Regions from separate parts of the Homo sapiens genome. Here region 2 is linked to region 1. Evidence: chromatin loops called from intact Hi-C (ENCODE). Cell type or tissue: left ventricle myocardium inferior. All regions are shown on one strand. Links, peaks and the distances in the headings refer to the core of each region. The heading gives the core; the rest is flanking DNA. Region 1 has its middle 320 kb from the start of PBX1. Region 2 has its middle 140 kb from the start of LMX1A-AS2.

Region 1 (9,501 bases), core at 878-8,877:
TCTAGAAGTAATTTAAGTCGGCAAACATTCCTTTTGTTAGGAATGCACCCTCACTTCCAAATCAGAGAATACCTCACTTAAAATCCCAACAAATATTTGAAACTTTAGTCAGAAAACACAGTGGTTCATGTCTGGTTTTGTTTTGGAAATTTAATTTTTTTTTTTTGACATTTCTGTGAAGTTACTTTTTATAAAGGGAACTCATTTTAGAGGCAAGGGCCTAGGCTAAGAGTGGGAACCCAGGCTCTTTCTTTATTAGCTGGGAGTGGCTGGCTACACTCTGATGAGTCTGTTTCCTAATACAGTAAACAAGACAGAAGGACAGATGATCCACTACAACACTTAAATTTCAAGAATTTTGCATTAATAAAAGACAGATGGAAAATTAACCCCTGGGTAATCTCAAGTTCAATTTTTTTTTTTTTTTTTTGAGATGGAGTCTCGCTCTGTTGCCTAGGCTGGAGTGCAGTGGTGTGATCTCAGCTCACTGCAAGCTCTGCCTCCCGGGTTCACACCATTCTCCTGCCTCAGCCTCCCAAGTAGCTGGGACTACCAGAGCCGCCACCACAGCCGGCTAATTTTTGTAGTTTTAGTAGAGATAGGGTTTCACCTTGTCAACCAGGATGGTCTCGATCTCTTGACCTCGTGATCTGCCCACCTTGGTCTCCCAAAGTGCTGGGATTACAGGTGTGAGCCACCGCACCCAGCCTCAAGTTCAATTCTTATATCTGCCTTCTAGAAAAAAATCTATAATATTCAAATTGAGGAACTTTTTTTCCTACCTTATTTTAAAAGTTCTATACAGGTCAGGAAAGAAAAATCAACCATATAAGAGCAGTAACCCACAATTTTGATAGTTATGCATTATACAATAGTCGTGAGCTATTGCCTAACATTTTTTTGAAAAGGATTAATTTTAAATTAAGCACAACCCACAAACTAGAATTGGACAGCCAATGATTGCAACTCAAAATCATTGCTAGTATCATTGAACAGCAAACAGCCAGCTTATCACAAACAGCTATGCCTCATATTATAGACTAGATAGATATATTCTTAAAAAGCAAGCTTTAAAGAAAATTTAAGTAAATCAAATTTGATTTTTCGCATTGATTTCCATTTAGTTATAAAAGCCAGAATGAATAAATATCTTCTACTTGAGTATTGGTCACAACTAACTTCCCTCTCGATGTTTTTCAGATGTTTCATTCAACAAATATATGTTCCTGACACTATTTTATGTACCATAAATTTTAGTTTCATGTCTGCATTTGCGGGAAGACAAAAGTAAGAAGTCCTCATCTCAGGCACTTTCTATTTTTTATTTCTCATCACTGCCTGTTTTGTTTTTATTGTTGTTCTTGTTTTTTTGTTTTGTTGGGAGTGAGGGTGGTCTCTTTTTTATAATTGTATATCACAGCTTTCTAAGGGTTCCTCATGGAATATTTATATATATATATGTATGTTATATATGTATACATATATGTATTTCTTGTAAAATAAGCCTTTCTTACCCTCAGCTTACAATATCTTCAAGACAACATGATTATATCCAATAATTATTGACATCCTTTCCAACTTTTGTACCCAAGACCTTAATCTGTCAATATAGGTTTATTTAAATACAAGACTGAGCCCCATAGCCACAGCCTAGGTACTGCTTCACCAAAATATGTTCCTAAAAGGATGCTTAGAAAACCCATCCAGTAATGACAGTTTATTTCTAATGCTACGTCAATTTATTTTTCCAAACAGGTTCTCATACTCTGTGGTACCCTCACAGTAGCTCCGGGAGGTTGGGCAGGTCTGTTTAACCACGTTTGGAAGACAAGGAAGAAACCTGAGATAAAAGGGAGCGAGATAAATGTCCTCGTGTCATATAGTAAGCTGACTTGAAGAAAAGATCATGGAAACACCTTGTCCAGTGGCTGGTGTCAGCAGAAGGTCAGTAAGCATTAGCTGAATCTTCACAGCTGCCTTAGCACCTCACTTTATGTCCCCATGACACCTTTGGAGTTACGTGTATATGTCTGTGAGTGAGTGTGTGTATAGAGCGCTGATGTGTTTTTTCTTATCAAAAAGCCAAAGTGATATTTATGATCAGACCATGATTTAGAAAAGATACATTTGACCCATATCCAGTTCCAGAACTGAAGTAATTTCTTTGATCATCTACCTTTAATTACTACATTTTCATATCACCTCAACTCTCACAGTGGCATTGACAGGGAACGCTGGAGTTGCATTCCTGGTTGCCATCGGAGACAAGCCACCCTGTCTGGAGGATGCCTCTCATAACGTTATTTTTTACTCCATCTCATAAAGCCTGTTCTGTATAAATATATTTTAATTAATTAATAAACAGGATGTAATGAATTCTGGCAGGGTGACATTTGAGCACAAAGTGAGGGGCTTAGGCAGATCCTGACATGTGTTAGCCAGGAAAACACCCCACACACATATATACACACACATACACACTCTCTCACACACACTCATGCTCAAAAAGAGTCTTTTTATTCATTGGAGATACTATGTAATAAGGAGTTTCAGAAGGTTAATTTGACATTTGAGAGGAACTAGGCAAGAAATACAGAGGTACAGCAGAGGCAAATGTTCCGCAAGAGTTGGTTATGCTCAATAGTGGTGCATCTATATTTTAGAACTAAAAACACTAGACAACACTAGAACTGATTGTTTCTAGTAAACCTAAAATGGCTCATAAATAAATCCACTTTTTGAGAAAAGAGTTTTATTGTTTCTTACCAGAGTGTTCTCTAGTAAACCCTATCTTGGTATTCAGTGATAGGAATATGGGGACTTACTTGGCACATTGGTGTATTCAATAAATATTAGTTGCATCTTCATAGAATCAACATTTCCTAAAGCACATCAATCTTGATTTTGAAGATCTTGAATGTCCCCACTGTAGCAATTCTTGTCCTCAAGGTGTGCATATGTGAAATGTTCTGGATACATAGTTGGTAATTCAGCTCAATATTGGTAAACTATTTGGTATAAAATCTAGATAAGAAAAATTGCTTTTATTGTTGGAGAACCTTCCTTATTACTTCTCTATGTACTTTAAAAGTTTATTTTTTCCATAAGAAAAACTCTTTCATATTTTAAATTTCAATTTAGATATTCCTCTACTTCAGCTTGTAATACTACATACTGTAATTACACTTCCTTCCTCCCTAGCTATACTCTGAGCTCCTCTATGGAAGAGTCTGTCTTACTCATTTTGTTTCCTTATTGTCTGAATATCAAATGTTCCTGACATGTTTATCAAATGAATGAAAATTTAATCTCAATTGTATTTTTCAGGTCAGCATTATTACTTGAACTCTTGCATTCAAATTTCCTCCTGTTATTTAAGAAGGCTTTAGAAATATTGTCAGCCTTAAGCAAAATTAAAAAACGAGTGATGTATCTTGAGTCCCTTCCATCAACCTTTCTATTCCTCACCCAAGGCCTGTTATCTAACCTGGTTTCTCATCACTTAGTTTTCTAAAGTGCTTAGGATGCTGCCCTTTAGCCATAAAAATGCTCCTCCGAACTCCGTGCTGTATTACTTCCCAAACATTAACACCACTGGCACCAAAAGTGATGCAGGGGTGTGACTGAGGGCAGATCACTTCCTCTGTGAACCTCAGTTCTCTCCTCTGCAAAAGGTAAGTAACAACTCTGTTGCCAAGAGTTCCATTCTTTTGAGTTGAACCAAACATTTACATTCCTGGATTGTCCTGGCAGAACAAGTTTAGGCCATTAACCTAACCATGGTCTGCTTTCAGCTTTTTGCATATGGAAAATCATACATATTAAAAAAAAGCCTATATATATATATACACACACACACACACACACACACACACATATATATATAATTAATGATTATCCTGCAGCCAACTTTACTTACATAGAATTTCAAGACCGTAATCTGCTATCTTTTCCAAAGTCCTTGTTTCCAACAGATTTGTTAAATGCTTAAAAGAATGGCCATCTGGCCATCACATATTAAGCGCCACAAAAGTATTGACTAAATACAATTGACTTCAAAACTTTGAATAGCCTATATTCAGATACATATGATACATATGAGAATTAATATTTATAATAAAAGTTACCTAATCATAATACAGAAAATTTGGAAACCAGAAAAAGAAGGAAAATCATTGAATTTCATCACTATTAATATTTTATATTATTCCTTAATATTTTTCTGAAATATTATAGACAGAGAAAACAAGATTATCATGATCTTCACTGCCACCATGTAGAGCACAATGTAAGTGCTTCACTGTGATTATTTCATATAATTCTCACAATCTACTTATGAAGTAGATACTATTAAATTTCCCATTTCATCCTTAGTCTGATTTCAGAGCCTGGGTATTTGACCACTGTAATAATTGTGGCAGAGACAAAGTATTTTCCCCCATAAAAATCTGTGTTTGCCTTCCTTAATGTAGCATTATTGTTGCAAAGCAGCCTTCCAGCGAGCAAAGCCACATTCTCCAATGCACTTGTCCAGGTGGGATCGTGTAGCTAGTTCTTGCCCATAGAATTTGATTAGGAGGGGGTTGTGTCACTTCAGGCCTGAGGTGAGCAGTAGGTGTCGCTTTCGGTCTTGCCTTTCATTTCATTGAGGTGAAACTAATGAACCCCATGGTCCTGGAGGAGATGGTGGAGTTATGGAATAGAAGGAGCTTGAATCCCTGAATCACCTAGAAGGTTCTCCTCCAAGCACCAGCATTGAACTACTGTGAACTTGTATGAGTGAGAAATGACCTTTTATTATAAAACCACTGAAATGTCAGAGTTTGTCTATTATTTTCATTAATACCTTAAATAATACACTAATACTATATACTGACATACACTTCCAAGAAGGTACATTTGTAAACATACTGATATCCAAGCTTTCAAATTACTTTCTAAATTTTACATCATTTATGAGCATTAGACCCATAATATTGTATGATTTCTATTTCTATTAATTTAAATATTTGAAAAATAGCAAAGCATGCCACACAGTTGTATTGTAATTTCTTATTGGTAGACTTCTGTGTTATTTAGTTTTTGTCAATAACTATGAAACCATGGTCTGTTTGACATCCTCTTTTATATATTGTTTTCTATGTAAGAATTAAGTAATTACAAATATTCCTACAAGTGAGATTACTGTCCCAAAGTTTGTGAACATTAGTGTATACAAATTTATTTCAAAATATTTTTTACCAATTTTTTTTTGCAAATAACAATGCACTAGATTGTGTGTCTTATAACTTACCAGGACTGAATAATATTTTAAAAAACTATTTTCAAGCTTAATAAAGAAAAATGACAAATTGATGTTTTGATTTGACTTAATATGCTTACTAGTGGGTTTATTTTCTTACTCCTCATATGTCCTACTAGTGACAGGGTGAATATATTTAGTATCTGTCATTTCCTTTGATCCTTAGCTAGACAGATATGTATATGTTGATAAACTTGATTAAATGTAGAGGACTCAAACAACAACAAAAAATTAACCCTATAGCCGTGTGTTTGGAGGATATCACACAATGTATAAGCAGAAAATTAAAAGTCTCAGTTTGGCATTACTGAAGGAGAAAGAGAGATGTAAGTGGAAATAGCCTATATAAATATGGAAGAGTCCATCTCTGTGGAGCTAGATCCCCCATTGTAGGAACTGAAGTTATCTTTCAGGATTTACACAAGAGGATAACCAATACTCAATATATTGGCCATTTCACATTGCCACTATCTAGAATGCCAGCTGTTACATTCAATGAGCCCACTATCTTTTAAGGGACTAGAACAGAAAGCAGAAAGCAAAGAAATGAAGACATTAGAAATACCAAATGTATCTCCCATTACCTAGATAATTTTAATGACAGTTCCATTTTGGCCACATTTATTCCAATAACTGTCATATTTTCCCACTTCATTTGGCTCTATAGACATAATCATAGATATAAAGATGCATTTTTAAAGTGGGGGTGGGAGGAGGGAAACACCACTGTATTCCATGTATAAAAGAACTTATCCTTACTGTCCATTAGAAGACACTACAATGCTGATTTAAATTAAACTTAGGTCAACTGGTTGCCTAGTAGTAAGAACTAACCTCATATCCATCTAAATATAAATCTTAGTTGGTATTTATTTCAAAGGTTTGTTAGTTTATTTCAGGGGTGTTTAGTGGCTTTGGCATTCCTTTCAATAAGGCATACAGAAATTGTTCTTTATGTTATCAACTGCATTTATTCTTTCTCAAATATTAAAGCTAAATATTCTAGAAAATCCAAATTTCTTTATTCAGCCCAGTGATATGGTTTGGCTCTGTGTCCCTACACAAATCTCTTGTTGAATTGTGATTCCTAGTGTTGGAGGAAGGACCTGGTGGGAAGTGATTGAATAATGTGGGCATATGTCCCCCTTGCTGCTCTTGTGATAGAGTTCTCAAGAGATCTGGTTGTTTGAGGGTGTGTGGAACCTTCCCCTTCTCTCTCTCTCTCTCTCTTTCTCCCTCTCTCTCTCCTGCCAGCCATGTGAAGACATGCTTGCTTCCCCTTCACCTTCCACCATGACTGTAAGTTTTCTGAGGCCTCCCCAGTCATGCCTCTTGTACAACCTGTGGATCTGCATATCAATTAAACCTCTTTTCTTTATAAATTACCCAGTCCCAGGTACTTATTTATAGCAGTGTGAGAACAGACTAATTTATCCAGCATAATTGTTAAAGCAAAGAAGCTCTGATAGTTTATTTTCTGTTAAACGGAATTACGTAAAGGAGACAATGCAAGTCTCTACATGCTGAAACTGAATATGATTAGAATTATGGTTAAAATTCTGTCAATTAATTACAAATAATTCAAGAATTTTAACCCAAATCACATTACTCACAACTCGATATTTATACTAATTCTACTAGGTATCATTTGAATCATTTGCAAAACAGTAAAGGAAGAAAATAACTGAATGACTTGTACTTATTAGAGATTGTTCACATAAATATAAATGACCAGTTGACAAATCATTGATTTTTCACCCTTGTTCATGTTGCCCAAGACAATTAACATAAAAGCAGATGAACCCGTACTACAGTAATTCTAACTTATTAAATGTCATTAGAACGTCATTTATCAGGAAAAAAAAACAATACTCCCAAATCATTTTTGCTGGATTTCATTTTAGAGATTTTTAAAAAGCATTTATCATAATTTCAAAATGCAGGAGATCCATTAAGGCAGGGATACTATCATTCTTCCTGTCTACTGGAATATAGGGACCTGCATGTTCTTTGGCTTGTGGCATGTGTGTAGTAATTATTTGCTGGATTTTTAAATATTGCTGATATTCGATCTCTCATTTTAGTTCTAAGTAGAACCACAAAACTTCAGAGCTCAGAAGGCTGAATTTTATCTTATACTCGAAATTTTAGAACACATTTCAAAACTACATAACACCTCACCAACTCCAATACAATGAACCTATTTCTTTGCACGTCATTAGGAAAATGTCACATCTCAAAGCTTCAAAGGACTTTGTGTAATAAATTTATTTCCTGAGCATGCTTTTGTGTTTTTTAAAGATTCAAGCTCAAGTTAAAGATTTGACTTATTATAATTAAAAGAAAAAGGAATATATGTTATTTCAATGCAAAGATCTAGAGAAAAATCTGTGCATCCAAATCAGCCATAATAAAAGAATGAAATCATGTTTTTCACAGAAGCATAATAAATGGAACTGGAGGCCATCGTCTTAAATGAAATAACTCAGAAATACAAATAGCATATATTCTCACTTATAGGTGGGAGCTACATAACGTGTACACATAGACATAAAGTGAGGAATAATAGACACGGAAGACTCTGAAGGGTAGGAGAATGGGAGGAGGGTGAGGGATGAGAAATTACTTAAGGTAAACAGTGTATACTTTTTGGGTGATGGTTACACTAAAAGCCCAGACTTTACCACTACACAATATATCCATGTATCTGCACTCGTACCTCTAAATTTGTTCAAATTTTTAAAATATAATAAATATTTACCTATTGTAAAAGATAATAACATTTTTTTGTGTGGTGGACTTTAGAAATAAGATTACACTTTCAGGTGGAACTGAAGCTGAAACCCAGCTCTTCTGCTTATTTCAAGTTCTCTACCCTTTTGAAAACCCATTTTCTTCATCTACAAAGTGATACACTAATCCCTACTTCACATGGTTGTGATAATTAAATGAAATAATGCATGTAAGACACTAGCACAGTGTTTGGCAAGTAGAACAACCTCTACCGTTATGAACTGAATTTTTGTGTTTCCCCCAAAATCATATGTTGAAATCTTAATCCCCAATGTGATGCTATTTGGAGACGGGGCTTTGGGAGGTAATTAGGGTTAGGTTAGGCCATGAGGGTGGGACCCTCATGATGAAATTAGTGGTCTTTCAAGAAGAGGAAGAAAGTGTTCTCTCTCTCTCTCTCTCGCCCCCCCCCTCCTACCCCCTATCTTCACCAAGGAATAGTCATGTGAGGACCAGAGAGAAGGCAGCCATCTTCAAGCCAGGAAGAGAGACCTCATCAGAGCTCAACAATGGCAGTGCCTTGACTTTGGACTTCCAGCCTCCAGAACTGTGAGAAGATAAATTTCTCTTGTTTCAGCCACCCAGTCTATGGCATTTTACTGTGGTAGCCCAAGATGACTAGGACACCTACCATTCAACACTCTTTAAATGCTCAGGGGCAGTTCTTCATGAAGGCAGGTAACTCAATAAACTCTAAAGTCTGCTCCAAGCCATAGACTTTTGATTGTCTACTGTGAACTGTCCAGTTGAATTCCCACAGGGTGACTTGATCAACTTTCCAATCATGCTTATCCTGTCAGCTTTGAACTGACCCATGACATTTCAGATTGGAAGTAAAAAGTCTAGATCTTAAAGTATATTCTTTATATTAACCACTTCTTTTGAATAAATCTAAATACTACCGAAAATTTTATACATGTAACATAAAATAATCATGACAAATATAACATAAAATCGTTTTAAAGTTTAATTTTAAGGTAATTCTTCACTGGGAAAATTCAAGCTATTTTGATGTTTTAGGAACTATGTCAAGATAATCAGAAACCCATTATTTGGATGAAACAAACAGGAGAGTATTATTAGCTACAAGGGATCTATACAAAATAACTCTGCTTTTAGTTCCATCACTGTGGAATTTGGAGAACTTTTATAGCATTCTGTGGGATGTTGTCAATTGTTTTGATAGTTTACAGAAAGAATACTGATGCATGCAGGTGTGTGTATACCAGATACAGAGGTGTTGGCAGCCAGACTATTTTACTGTGGAATAACTCTGTGATCACTTCTTGGTCTGCTACAGAACAAACCAAAATAAGAGTTCTCTCCTCACTTCTTCATGCTTGTGTAACCGTCCAGAAAGAGCGTGACCATGTAGGATGTCATTAGGCCCAGTTTTCATCCCTGTT
Region 2 (9,501 bases), core at 718-8,717, 820 kb after region 1:
AGAATGTCTGGGTTTTTCCTTGTGTTGATGAGTAAGGGTAGACTCACTGGCTTCCAAGTTCTCTCTGGACACTGCTAAAGTGGTTCATAGTCTGAAAATCTTACAAGCCCTTGATCTTGGTGATGACGTTTAAAAATTGGGAAAGGTGGTGTGGTTCATGTTTACTGTTGCTCTGAAGAGAGAGGCTGCAGGGCACATACTCGAGACCCAGCCCTAGGCTGTGGGCAGGACAAACCCAGCAGCTGACTGAGGAGGGTCATTTCTGACATTGGGAAGACATCGGGTCTAGCTGACTCTTACTGTTTCCAAGCATGGCACTATATCAGTTGGCCAAGAGTCGGCTCAAGTGGAGGGAAGACAAAAAGGCCACCTTTCTGCACTAATTAGTCTGTTTTGTCTAGTTATCTTGGTTCTACTCACAACTGCATCAGATTTCATATGATAGGTTGTACCACATGAAACTGCGGACATCTGATCATTTTTGACTTAAAAAAATGGCAATTTTGTATAAGACAACTTAATAATAGTCGTTCTTACATAGTACCCCAAGTACTAGCATCCTAGTCTTTCAACTTTAAGAGTGAGGTGAGAATCCTACCAAGCTCTTTCATTAATTCAGTAGTGAAGCATTTATGGGTGGCAAGGGGATGAAAGCATGATAAGGTGCATGGGCTGTACCTGGGCAGAAAGAGGAGGGAGACAACACTTGTGCCATGTGGCGATGGCGCTGCCTCCTCCAATACTGTCTTGTGGTTGAAAAAAGCCTTCAAATTTATGTTGCTTGACATCCATAGGTTATTATGAAACTAGTAATAAAGATACAAAATTAAACTTAATGAAAACATACAGAGCCCTTCCCATGCACATTCTCTTAAGTGCCAGAGTAGATATAAGGACGGAACAGAGATCCTAACCCCAGGGCATTTTTATTTATTCAACAAATATCTTCAAGCATCTACTATGTGCTATGATCTGGCCTAAGTGCTTAGGGACACTTCAGTGTTCAAAATGGAACAAAATCCCCATCCTTGTGGAACAGTCTAGCAGAGAAGACAGACAATAAACAACAAGCAAAAAATAATAATTATGAAAAATGAACAGGGCAGTCAAGGGGATCCGGACTGGAGTGGGGCTGCCTTTTTAAAAGGGTGTTTAGGAGTAGGCCTCACTGAGAAGGTGAGAGTTGAGCAAAGACTTGAGGGAGGTCAGGGGTCAGCCATGCTGATATTTGTGGGAAGAGTATTTCTGGCAGAGGAAATCACTAGCTGGAAGGCCCTAAAGTAAGAGCACCCCAGGAATGTTCAAGAAACAAGAGGGAGGTCTGTGTGATTGAAACTTAGGGTACAGTGTAGTCCCTATTAGTGACCACATCATATGAGAACATTCAGACTCTTGTTAGGTTCAACCAGAGGAAAGGGCAGTCATGTGACTGTAAAAGGCTAGAAAGCATTCTTTAAAAGTTAACAAAATGGCAGTCTATCGGAAGCAGTGTGCAATCACAGGATAGCAATCTATAAATACAGGAGAGCCACAAGAATTAGATGCATGGGCTGGGTGCAGTGGCTCACGCCTGTAATCCCAGCACTTTGGGAGGCCAAGGTGGGCAGGTCACCTGAGGTCAGGAGTTCGAGACCAGACTGGCCAATATGGTGAACCCCCTCTCTACCAAAAATACAAAACTTAGCTGGACGTGGTGGCAGGTGCCTGTAAACCCAGCTACTCAGGAGGCTGAGGCAAGAGAATTGCTTGAACCTGGGAGGCAGAGGTTGCAGTGAGCCTACATTGTGCCATTGCACTCCAGCCTGGGCAACAGAGAAAGACCCCATCTCAAAAACAAAAAACAAACAAACAAAAAAAGACAAAAGAATTAGGTGCACAGAGCCAGGGAGCTGGGGCCACAGAGAGGGTCTGGAACACTGCCCAGAAAAAGCCATCTGGGGAAGGGGTAGAGGCTCCTCAGCACAAGACCAAGAAATACAACCAAATCTGAGGAAAAGGGAGATCACGGGGAAAGGGGGGCTGGCAAAGGTATAAACCCATAGAGTAAAGTGTAAAGAAAAAAGAAGAGAAGCAGTGTTAGAGACCTGCTGGTCCACTGGCTTGCAGATTGGAGCCCTTAGTAGAAGAGTAAGCTTGATTGTTTTCAAGTGTAAATTACTCAAGCTGAGCTGCTGCTGCCTATCAGAGAACAGAGGACTGGCCACGACCCTGGGGAAGAACCACAGGACTTATGTCTCCCCACAGCCTTGGCTTGCCTTCTTCTCAGATTTGTATTCCTGGGTACAGGTTTACACTTCCACCCCCTCCCCAAAAGAAGACCGCCTCAGGCAGTCGTGTGCCTGCTGCTGGTCAAGATCCACCTCAAAGGCTCTTTAAGCAACCCAGTCCTCCAGGTCTTCCCAAGTCATCTATGTCTCTATGAAGTGTGAATTGATCCAGTAACTCGTAGGAGGCATGTAACTGTGGTTGGAAGACCAAACACCCTACCCTCAACGCATATCTCACCCCCACCCCTAGAAAGAGGTTCAGGAGGAGAAAGGCCTCAGTGCACACATCTAATTAAGCACTCACAGGCAGGTGTTAATTTCAAGATTTCAATATGATGTATCGTTTCAGGAAGCTGCCACTGAAGGTGATAGCCCTACCACTTAAGTTGATAGCTCTGTAAAGAGTCCATTTAGATTCTTTTTCTAGTTAGGCCTGTGGTAAAGGTAAGGGCAAGAGGGGTCTTAGACTAGAGGTAAAAAAAAGAACAAAAACACTGCATAATTATATGAAGTCCTGACTCCATTGTGGAGAGCTGGCCTTGCCAGTTGTAGTGGCTGGCAGTAGGAAAATGGCTCAAAGAAGTACAGAAACTTTTTTCAAAGGGTAGTCCTTAGGATTGCATCAGAATCGCTTGGAGTGTTTATTATAATTCACATTATAAGGCCCTGCCCAGCTTTCCAAAACCAAAATTCCTTGGATGAGGGCCCAAGAATTTAAATTTTAACAAGCTCCAGTAATGCTCCTAATACATGTTTCATTTAAAAACAACTGGTGTAAATTGTAGTATTTGAGTGATTAATGTTGGTCTTTGGGAAGTGTGTTTGTGTGTGTGTGTGTAAACTTGTTTGATCCAATAGTTCATCTGCGTTTGAAAGAATGAGAGGCAGATGGGTAACTCACAACTCAAAATGAATGGGATTTAGCTTGCCTATATCTGCCCTGAGCAATTCCGGAGGACAGGGAATGTCAAAATCTTTCCCTGCCAGTGGAGGGCATGTATGTGCAAACACAAACAGATGTGTACCTCTCTCTTTCTCTCTCTCACATGTGTGTGCACGCACACACGCAGTGTGCCTGGGTGGACTGTCCTGGCTGATGTCTTGAGCATGATTCCGTAATGGAAACTCAGACTTGCAAATAGGTCCAGCTGCCAGAAAGGATGTGAATCCCAGGCTGCTGTAAGATTGCCTGAATGTTGTCAGGGCCATTGGCATAGTGGACATTAGAGAAAGAGGTATCCTTATAGAGGAAAGCAGACTAAGCCAAGAAATAAGATTAAGAAATGCAGATGTCAGTGAATGCTCTCCCTGTGAATATTTTAACATCTGGGGTGCTTTTGTCACAGGCTAAGGGAAAAATCAAGATTTTTCTGTTTCTGTAAGAGACTCAACTCTTCAGTCGAGGATGGTGTACCTCAGGGCTTGGGGAGAGGTACTATGGAGAATGAAGGTGAGGAAGTTAGGGATGTGTGGCCACCCCAAATCCACTCCTCACTAACAAGCATCCTGGCAGAAAACACACATGTTATTATTGAGAGAGCTGTGTCCAAGAGTTCTGCAAAGCTGACAGTACCAAAGTGAAGGGCAGCCTGTAGCAGGGCTGATAGAGACGGGAGGAGACACAGCCAGACCAGTGTCAGGCAAGACAAAGACACCTCCTTCTCAACCATCACACACACAGTGAGCTGTGGTTCTCGAATTTTTACAACCATACCCACTGTATGAAATACATCTTGTATTGCACACCAATACATATATTAAAGTAAAAGTCTAATAAAATAACAGTAATCCTCACTCAGTGCAAACACACAAGATCAATATCTGATGTTTTGGAGATGACTTTTTACTAGGAAAAAAGTCTGGTTGCCAGGAAAGATGGGAATCCCAAGGCCAGAACTCCGCCTGATACCTGTTGTTCTTTACTGGTTGAATTCACTTCATTAAGATAAACGCTACTCGACTCACCTAATTAATTTCCTGAGTATACACAAACTCTATACTGGAGAAAAGAGACCTTCAAATGAAGAAGGAAAACTAGTTCATGGGTTCCATTTTACTCATATTATGTCCCTTGGGTAAACTGACTCATTTGATTAAATAATGAAAAGTTATTGACTGAAATCTGGACCAGGGGAGCTTATTCTTCCAGATGCGACACTGAGGCCCTTCCTTCCAAAATCTTCTCTAGTTTCCTCCAGCTGAATTGAATACATTCTTCTTCCTTGGACCTGGGGTTCTACCTTCTTAGTAACACTAATGTATGAATAGTTTTCAATTCGTAAAGTCTTTGTCTTTCTCACTAAATCATAAGCTCCTAGAACAGGTTTAGTGCCTTATTAATTTCTTCCTACCCAGAGTCTGGATGCTTAAGGTTGTTTGTTGACTGTTGAGTCTATTTGTGGGAAGGTTCGCTGGATTGAATTTGGTTGACTAGAACCAAAGTCTTATATGTCAAAGATGTGGGCTCATTACTGAAGGCACTCATGCTGGCTAGGAGGCAGAACAGTGATGCAGCCAGTGTCATGTGCCTAGACTGGAATCCCGTCCCTCCTTCTACTCACATTCATGTAACTTGGGCGGGTAACTTACTTGTGGAGTTTCAGAAGATACTGAGAGCAATTATCTCATAAGTTTATTGTGAGAATTAAATGCAATAATCCACAGGAAGTGTCTGGCACATAGTAAGTATTCAATAAATCTTAGGGATTATTGTTTTCACTTTCCTCTGTGGCCTCTTGTGAGAGTTAACAGCCACGATGAAAGTCAGCATGCAACAGGATATCACCACCCCAGGGTGCAAGAAAACTAGGCATGGACTTCACTTTATCAATTTGAAAGTAATTGATCTTTAGTATAGGACAATAACCTGCTGATCAACCACACTTATGGCAGCATTTTGGTGATTTCTGTCTTCAGGTTATTTGGAGATGGACTAAAACCGCACTGTCCAATACAGTCACCATTAGTCATACATAGCTATTGAGCACTTGAAATGTGGCTAGTCCAGGCAGTCACAGCGACTCACGCCTGTAATCCCAGCACTTTGGGAGGCCGAGGTGGGATGATCACGAGGTCAGGAGATCGAGACCTTCCTGGCTAACACGGCGAAACCCCATCTCTACTAAAAATACAAAAAATTAGCCAGGTGTGGTGGCAGGCGCCTGTAGTCCCAGCTATTAGGGAGGCTGAGGCAGGAGAATGGCATGAACCTGGGAGGCGGAGCTTGCAGTGAGCCAAGGTCGCGCCACTGCACTCCAGCCTGCGTGGCAGAGCGAGACTCCTTGTCAAAAAAAAAAAAAGGAAATGTGGTTAGTCCAAATTGAAACGTATTCAATGTGAGATACCCCAGAGTTTGGAGATGTAATTTTTAAAAAGAATGTAAAATTTCTTACTAATAATTTTATATTGATTACATATTGAAATAATTTACCTATAAAGGGTTAAATAAAATATTATTAAAGTCAATTTCATTAGTTACTTTTAACTTTTTAATGTAGCCATTTTACTGCATTATGTATGTGGCTTGCATTATATTCTGTAGGTCAGCAAGGGTGTCAGAGTTGGGCACATACTGTACCCTTCCATCATGTTTCAGGTGCATGGTTCTTAAAAAGCAATCATCCTCCAAAACCCCTCTATACAGTTCTCCTCCCACAGATCCAACTGCATTCCCTCTAGTATATGTTTTTCCAATCAGTGATTGGCAACTTATTCCTAGCATATTCTTATTTAAAGGTGTCTTGCTTTCCACGTGTTAGGAATAGTGCATGATCAGATTCTATTTATCATACTGATGATCCGGCTAATTGTATAGAATACAGTCAATAAATGGTTGAAAATATTGTTTTTGTACTTCATTCAACAGGTAAGTAAATAATAAGTAATAAGCATCAAATAAGAGCAAGCACCATGTTTGATGCTATGCTATGGGTAATGCAGTGATGAATATAAGGCAGTGTTGCTTTCAAATAGCTTAGCATACATAATATAACCTAAGTTTTGCTCTTTGCTATGCCATCCCCACATATCTCTTGAATCCCTTTCTAGCAGTTCTCCACCTTGTACCAGATGCCTCAGTAGTACCAAACTACCAATGCAATCCTGACCTTACCATCCTATTCTACTGGAAGCTTTACCTTGTTAGTTCCTCTGCCTGAAATGCTCATTCCTCCCACCCTTGTCCTCTAAATTGAACGTATTTCCCTGACTCAGTGTTTCATGCCTTCCTCTGAGAAGTCACTCCCAACCCTCCAGCCAAAGCAGCAATGGCCACTCCATTCTTCATGCAACTAGCAGGCTTTACAATATAGTTCTATTGTTGATCTATCACACCCGATCGCAATTGTTTACTGGCTATTTCTCTTACTGGTTATAAATAATTTACAAACCACATGTATATTTAGAGTAATTGGATGTTGATTTCATACTTAAAGACCATACACCCAGAAAACCCATGTACTTCTACCATCCATTCCCTAACTGATAAGCCAGAGAACGAAATGTATGTAACCATGATTTCTTTTGGAGGATAAGTCTGATATAGGAAGGAGAGAAAATTAATTTTTTTTTTTGAGACAGAGTTTAGCTCTTATTGCTCAGGCTGGAGTGCAATGGCATGATCTCAGCTCACCGCAACCTCCGCCTCCCGGGTTCAAGCAATTCTCCTGCCTCAGCCTCCCGAGTAGCTGGGATTACAGGCATGTGCCACCACACCCAGCTAATTTTGGATCTTTTTAGTAGAGATGGGGTTTCTCCATGTTGGTCAGGCTGTTCTGAAACTCCTGACCTCAGGTGATCTGCCTGCCTCGGCCTCCCAAAGTGCTGGCATTACAGGCATGAGCCACCATGCCTGGACTGAGAAAATTAATTTTAACATGAACTTATATGACAACATTTTCATAATCAGGCCATATCCCTTGCCAGGACATCTCTGGTGTAAAGGGATGGAATGGTACTTGATCACATATGTGTTCATCAATCAATTTAGTGCAACTTTCTGATTTAGATGTTTTGAAAGCTAGGAAGTTTTGGCACTGTCTAACCACAGTTGCAAAAGACCCCTATGGGGTTGAAACAAACTGCTCACAGAATGGCAGAGTTAGAAAGCTTTTCCGATTCATTTACTTGAACTTCAAGAGCTTCCCTAAGTGGAGCTGTGCTGACCAGCAAGTGTTATCCTGCTTGACAAAGTCAAATTCATGAATGAGTGAAGGCAGCAATGCCCATCAACAACACATGCAGAGTGTCTGGTATGCAGTGGGAGCTCAATACATGTTGTTGAAAGAAAGAATGAATGAGTATCTCTGCAGAAGATCAGGACTGACTTTTATAAGTTGAGAATGTCCATTGCTCATGCTGTGGCAGTAGTATCAAATAACTGCTTTATAAGCATATTTTCTGAGAGAGTTGCAGAAAGGGTAAGAGAAAGACAAAACTATGGAATGGTTCTTGTCCTCAGAGGCCAAAACAAAGTCAAAGGGAGACACGATGTTCTCGGAGCTATGCAAATATCTCTTCTTTGTCCTATTTCAGTAGGGAAATGAGTTATGAGGATCTTATTCAGTTAATTTCATTTCTTTAAATTTCTCACCCTATATTAATTAGCTGATAGAACCCTTATGGTGTGATGTGTGTTTAGAGCCATTGTAGAATGCACATTTTCACCGAAATCTGTTTTATGGGACTTGTTAGCACGGATATTATTTAGCTAAATAGCTCTTAATGATTTCTTCAGAGTCTGCTGCATCAGTTGGGTAATTCATTTTATAGTTGGGGACTTAAAAAATTCTATTTTTTAACCTACTCAGCCCTAGTGACCTGTCTCTATACCAAGGAGGATAATGGGGTAACACTGTGTTCAGAAGAGATTTAAAATAATACTTGATTCATCCATAAAGGAGTAATGAAAATTTTCCTGAGTGTAGTATTATTCTATTTCAAAGAGTCTTAAAAAAATATTACTTTTTCAAACAAATTGCTTCAAGGAAAAAGAAGAAATCTGAATTCCATCAAATATCTGGCTTTTTTGAAAATAATCTGTTGAATTCAAATAACTGAGGGTTGATGTGAATTTGTTTGCACAAATCAGTTAGTTGGTGCACCTGGGAGCAACTGGACTCAGGTTCTGAAAGGCCCATCCGGTGAGTTCGATTGCAGTCAAGTCACTTGACTTGTTAGTCAGTGACTAACAGATCAAGGGTTTCGTGTTGCTGCAGGCAATGCCATAAAATGTCACAGAAGAACTCCCCAGCATCTCAGGGCTGGGGCAGCTGTGGCAGTGGCTCTGTGATGTCAGCAGCAGTGTTCTCATAGGGCGGTTCATTTTGCTTGTGAAATGCAAATACTCGAATGATGACAGATGGGGCTGGGAAGAAGTGTTTTGTTTTTTTTAAAATAATTCTATAGTTCCATCAAATGTTCTGGTCTTAGGCAAAGGAGAGACTTGAATGTGGCATATATTGGAACCCCATGGTGGTCAAGAGATGTTTCTTTGTAGGGTTCTTTTTCATGTACACTTCAAGATGAAATTAAATCTCTCTGAAAATAAATCCCAAGAATCATGTCTGATAACATAAAACCCATCAACAGTTCTTGCTTAGACCTCAGAACACCCATTTTAAGTATAGAGTCTACTTGGTTTTCTGGAAGGAAACCAGATCTGTGCACTTGGCGGTACTTTTGTCCAGAGTGCTGACAACCTTAGACCCATTACAGGAAGCTAGATCCTACTTTTGGAGCCAACAGCCATTTTTCCTTTTTCAGTTGGTTCTGATAGAATATGTGCAGAGTACCCACTGCCACAGAGTAGAGTGGTTAGCAGCCCAGGAAAGAAATAGAAATTGAATCAAATTCCCATTTCTGCCACTTACAAGTTCTGTGAACTTAGACAAGTTATTTAACTTCTTTAATGCAAATTTACTCATTTGCAAAATGAGGATAATAATATCTAATTCACAGGGCTGCAGTGAGGATTATGTGAGATAACATATATGAAATGCTTAGTGAAGTGTTGCTTACGTTGTAAGTGCTGAAAACCATTATCAGCCTTTAGCAGGGTCTTACCTAAGCTCTGGGGGAAAAGCTGGGTTTTCATGATGGCAATGAGGGCAAAGGCTATGTATGTAGTTACCACTAAATATTCTCACACGAAAAGAATATATAAATAGCTTCATCTGCTTTTTCTAGAACAGAGATTGGCAAACTTTTTCTATAAAGGTTCAGATGGTAAATATTT

Evidence for each region. A loop is a pair of places that touch in the nucleus more often than their neighbours do. Peaks named below come from ENCODE experiments on the same cell type or tissue, not always from the same donor. Only the 100,000 strongest peaks of a DNase experiment are listed, where the experiment ranks them.
Region 2: it touches region 1 in a loop (3.0-fold over the local background); 7 of 110 quality-filtered maps call a loop at or near these places.

Annotation. Positions count from the first base shown.
Region 1 is chr1:164,235,670-164,245,170 of GRCh38, forward strand. No RefSeq gene overlaps it. Among named protein-coding and RNA genes, the nearest start is that of PBX1, 320 kb to the right of the region's middle. RefSeq lists an enhancer at 1,209-1,378. In left ventricle myocardium inferior, for the core only: a CTCF peak has its summit at 4,597 (motif pointing right); no DNase peak of the experiment used is centred there.
Region 2 is chr1:165,060,401-165,069,901 of GRCh38, forward strand. No RefSeq gene overlaps it. Among named protein-coding and RNA genes, the nearest start is that of LMX1A-AS2, 140 kb to the right of the region's middle. In left ventricle myocardium inferior, for the core only: no CTCF peak of the experiment used is centred there; no DNase peak of the experiment used is centred there; H3K27ac peaks cover 1,515 bases.